2 separate regions of the Homo sapiens genome follow, and region 2 is linked to region 1. Evidence: read pairs that join two places in POLR2A ChIA-PET (ENCODE). Cell type or tissue: OCI-LY7. All regions are shown on one strand. Region 1 holds the start of LOC107986330 (a long non-coding RNA gene). Region 2 overlaps STOX2 (storkhead box 2).

Region 1 (2,500 bases):
CTGGGGTGTGGTGGCTCGCGCCTGTAATCCCAGTATTTTGGGAGGCTGAGGCGGGCGGATCACTTGAGGTCAGGAGTTTGAGACCAACCTGTCCAACATGGTAAAACCCTGTCTCCACTAAAAATACAAAAATTAGCCAGGCGTGGTGGCACATGCCTGTAATCCCAGCTACTTGGGAGGCTGAGGCAGGAGAATCACTTTAACCCAGGAGACGGAGGTTGCAGTGAACCAAGATCGCGCTACTGCACTCCAGTCTGTGCAACAGAGCAAGAATCCGTCTTTTTTTTTTTTTTTTTAAAAAGACAATAAACAGAAGGTCACAAGTTGTGACTCCCATGTCTTCCCTCTTTCGACACTCTTGAGCTCAGCTGTCTTCTGGTTGGCGAGTGCTTCCTTTCTCCGCAGCGTCTTCTGGCCACTTCACTCTGACTGAGGCTGAATTTTGAAGCTTACAGATTTCTCGTGAGTATAAAAAGCCTTATTAATTTTTTCGAGCTGTAAATCAATGTACCTCCTGCTAGCCAGAGAAAAAATATTGTTCTCGTCTCAATAAAGTGCAATCCAGAATTTCTTTTTTATTTTTTAATTTTTTTTTTAATTTTTAATTTTTATTTTTTTGAGACAGAGTCTTGCTCTGTCGCCCAGGCTGGAGTGCAGTGGCACAATCCTGGCTCTCTGCAACCTCCATCTCCTGAGTTCAAGTGATTCTCCTGCCTCAGGCTCCCGAGTAGCTGGGATTACAGGCATGCACCACCATGCCCGGCTAATTTTGTATTTTTAATAGAGATGTTGGTCAGGCTGGTCTCAAACTCCCGATCTCAGGTGATCTGCCTGCCTCAGCCTCCCAAAGTGCTGGGATTACAGGTGTGAGCCACTGCGCCCAGCCCAGAATTTCATACTATGAAGTAGGATTAAGAGGGGAAAACTCTCAGGAGTAAAGATTAAGTGTCATTTCTTCCTTGGGGCACAGAGTAAAAGCCATCATGTAGCAAAGACAAATGAATTATTTGTAGCCGGTGTAAGCTGGTGCTTGATTTTTTTTTTTTTTTTTTCAATAGAGATAAGGTCTTGCTCTGCTGCCCAGGCTGGGCTGGAACTCCTGGGCTGAAGCAATCCTCCTGACTTGACCTGCCAAGTAGCTGAGACTACAGGCATGTGCCACTGTGCCTGGCTTATTCTTCTTAGTCCTTACTTGAGTATTTAGACATTCTTCCCAAATGCTTTGTCACAACTAACTCATTTCCCCTCAAAATCCAAGTGAGAATCTTCAGACACTTCCTATAGGCCCAGATATCTAGGGCTTGTCAATTAATGTTGTAATTAATTAATTTTTATCATAATTTGTAAAAAAAATGCATCTAAATCACAGACTTAAAAAATGTCACCCCCAAAAGGTAGTTCATTTTGGGGAATGCTTTTTTAAAAATGTGGGGTCTCCTTGTTATAAACTAGGTTTTTGCAAAGGTATATGAAAAAGTGAGGTTTGAATTTGATAGTGCCTTGAATACTGCTCTTCCAGATTGAGAAATTAATAATACACTGTTTGAGGAAGGAACCCACATCAATAGAAAGAGGACATACAAGTGCACCTGCATGTATTCTGATGTTTGGATATGAATGTTGATATAGTGGATAGTTTACCCAGCAAGTATTCAGTGCTTTCCTCCTTGCTTCTGAGCATCCCTGAAGTTCTAGGGACACAAAGTAAAAGACATGATCGTTGCCTTCTAGGGGATTCAGAAGGGAAGGTCACCCCCGCACATGGAAGAGCAGTGATGCGCCCATACTGCAACGTGCTCGGGATACTGCGGGAAAGGGTTCCAGAACCATTCCGCCTACTCACCAGCTCTAGGATTTGGCAGCCAACACCCTCCTCTGACCTCCGAGGCTCGGCGTTATTGACTAACCCTAACAGGGATGGATCCCGCCTTCCCTGCCTCACAGTGACTTCTGTGAGGGTTAAACGAGAGCCATGAAAACCATGCATGTCAGGTAAGGTGCAAAACCACCATTGTGCGGTTGTGCAGGTTCGGGGGAGACAGAGCTCACTTTGCGATATTTTATTACTGGAGTCTAAGCTGGACCTCTAAAGCAGGGTGGGATATTGGTAAGGACAAAGGGGTTTGGAGAGTGTTCCGAGCATGGATGACAAGGGCTTAAACTCAGGAGCAACAAAGATAACAGTTGCAAGACAGAGGACATAGGATGGACCTTCCTCTCAAAGCAATGCGTAGCGTCATAAATGCTCTACGTGTATACGAGGGGGAAACGGGTGAACATCACAAATATCATTTTCCCAACACAGTTTTGCTATAGAACATGAAAGGTGAGCACTGGAATGTGACGTGGTAGAGGTTTGTCACATGTTATTGCCTCATGCCTTGTCTGCAAATGGAGCCACTACCCCCACCCCCAGCTTTCAATGACTAATTCCTACTTCAATAGGAGCCCTCTGTCTTGGCTCATTCCCCTCCAGTCTTTTCTCTCTCTCTCTCTTTCC
Region 2 (2,500 bases), 92 kb before region 1:
GCTCATGCCTGTAAATCCTAGTACTTTTGGAGTCCAAGGTAGGTGGATGGCTTGAGCCCAGGAGTTCAAGACCAGCCTGGGCAACATGGCAAAACCCCTTCTCTACAAAAAAATCAGAAAATTAGCCAGATGTGGGGGTGTGTGCCTGAGGTCCCAGCTCCTTGGGAGGCTGTGGTGGGAGGATCGCTTGAGCCTGGAAGGTCGAGGCTGCAGTGAGCTGTGATTGCGCCACTGCACTCCATCCTGAGCGACAGAATGAGACCCTGTCTCAAGAAACAAAACAAAACAGTTCTGAACTTGCTGAAATTACTTTAAAATCTTCTTCCATTCTCCTTAACATACCTTTTGTGAGACTGGTTCCTCTACTGTAACTGTTATTAAAACAAAACATAAAAGCATTTTAGATACACATTATTCCCTGCGAATAGCATTGCCATCATCCAGTTTGTGTTAGTAAATTAACATGCAAGAAGCAAGCTCATTTGTCACTTTAAAAAACTTTATTGATGGCTGAGCACGGTGGCTCACGCTTGTAATCCCAGCACTTTGGGAGGCCAAGGTGGGCGGATCACCTCAAGTCAGGAGTTTGAGACCAGCCTGGCCAACATGGTGAAACCCCGTCTCTACTAAAAATACACAAATTAGCTGGATGTGGTGGTGCACGCCTGTAATCCCAGCTACTCAGGAGGCGGAGGCAGGAGAATTGCTTGAACCCAGGAGGCGGAGGCTGCAGTGAGCGGAGATGGTGCCACTGCACTCCAACCCGGGCAACAGAGTGAGACTCCGTCTCCAAAAAAAAAAAAAAAAAAAAAAAAATCTATTTTATTCCCAAAGTTCACTCTTTCAAATGCCATTGCTCCTGTGTGCCAACTTTGATTTTCAAAGCTCACCATTACCTTGGAGATAACGTTGTGCCTAATTTCAGGATGATTGTTTTGAAATGCATTTTCGAATTTTTTCCAGCCTTGCACTTGTAGCATCCGTTGCTACATTTCATCAGCTCTGATTAAGAATGCTCATCTTTTAATAGCCTGCTAATGAAAATAAAAAATTTGTAAAGTAAAATAAAAAATATTTTATTAAATGAATGATTTTAAAAATGCAGGCCATTAATAAAATCTATCCAAAGAGTCAGCTCCTTGCTACATACGGAATAGAAGACTGTTTTCAGATTTTGGACTTGTAAAAGCTATCGGTAGCTAACCAGGTAATTTGGATGTTTAAGTGATTTGTAATAATCTTAATCATTTGGTGACTTGGAACCAAGGGTGGCATGTTATTCCCTACGGCTGCCATAGCAAAGTAGCACACACTGGGTGGCTAACAACCCCTGAAGTGTATTCTCTCACAGTTCTGGAGCCCGAAGGCTGAAATCAACGTGTTGGATGTAGGGGAGATTCCTTCCCTGTCCCTTCCAGCTTCCGGTGACTCCAAGTCCTCCTTCGTCTGTGGCTGCATCTCTCCAGTGTCTGCCTCTGTCTTCACAAAGCTTTTTCATCTTCTCTGTGTTCCCCCATCTTCTGTCTCTATGAAAACACCTGTTGTTGGATTGAGGGCTCACCCGAGTAATCCAGGATGATCTTCTCATCTCGAGTTCCTTAACTTCATCATATCTGCAAAGACCCTTTCCTAAGTAAAGCCACATTCACAGATGCTGGGGGTTAGGACTTAGATGTACGCTTTTAGGGGCCACCACTCAGCGACTACAGATGGTCACAGATTTTTTTTTTTTCAGAATCACTATTTATTGAGTGTTGTTTATAATGTGCTCAAGTGGTTGCTGGAGAGAGAGGGACTGTGGTAAAATGAGAGTGACACCTTTGGGTTGGACGGTCCCAGGCTTGATTTCAGGCTCTAGCGTTCTCCCAGCTCTGGGAGCTGGGATGTGCTTCTTAACTTCTCCGCGTCCCAGTTTCCTCATCTGCAAGATGACATAATGGCGAAGTTATGTAAAGTTCCTAAAAATTCTGACCAGTGTGATAGATACATCAGGAGTGATCATAGTTATGGTGTTTTCTTATTTAAAGATAGCATTTTTTTCTTTTAATGGAATCTCGCTCTGTCGCTCAGGCTGGAGTGCAATGGCACGATCTCAGCTCACTGCAGCCTCCGCCTCCCGGGTTCAAGTGATTCTTCTGCCTCAGCCTCCTGAGTACTGGAATTACAGGCGTCCGCCACCACACCCAGCTAAGTTTTGTATTTTTAGTAGATTCGGGGTTTCGCCATGCTGGACAGGCCGGCCTCGAACTCCTGACCTCAGGTGATTCACCTGCCTTGACCTCCCAAAGTGCTGGGATTACAGGCGTGAGCCACCGAGCCCGGCCAGTATTTTTATCATTTCTGAAATCAAGACGCCCGGGTTCCCTGATGTTGATTCATGGTATCTTTCGTGCCTCACGAATTTTTCCACAAAACTGCTAGGGCAAAAGAAACACCTAGTTGTTCTGGTTACTCATTAGTGAGACCCAAACGACTAAGCAGGTGTTTATGTCCTAGCAAC

The links. Peaks named below come from ENCODE experiments on the same cell type or tissue, not always from the same donor. Only the 100,000 strongest peaks of a DNase experiment are listed, where the experiment ranks them.
Region 2: POLR2A ChIA-PET joins it to region 1 with 14 read pairs; 2 of 35 experiments call an interaction of 5 or more read pairs at or near these places.

The regions. Positions count from the first base shown.
Region 1 is chr4:184,029,875-184,032,374 of GRCh38, forward strand. LOC107986330 (a long non-coding RNA gene) reads left to right here and starts at 1,089. Exons shown (of 3, transcript XR_002959824.2): 1 at 1,089-1,992. In OCI-LY7, no CTCF peak of the experiment used is centred here; no DNase peak of the experiment used is centred here.
Region 2 is chr4:183,937,879-183,940,378 of GRCh38, forward strand. All of the region lies in intron 1 of STOX2 (storkhead box 2), which reads left to right. Among named protein-coding and RNA genes, the nearest start is that of STOX2, 34 kb to the left of the region's middle. In OCI-LY7, no CTCF peak of the experiment used is centred here; no DNase peak of the experiment used is centred here.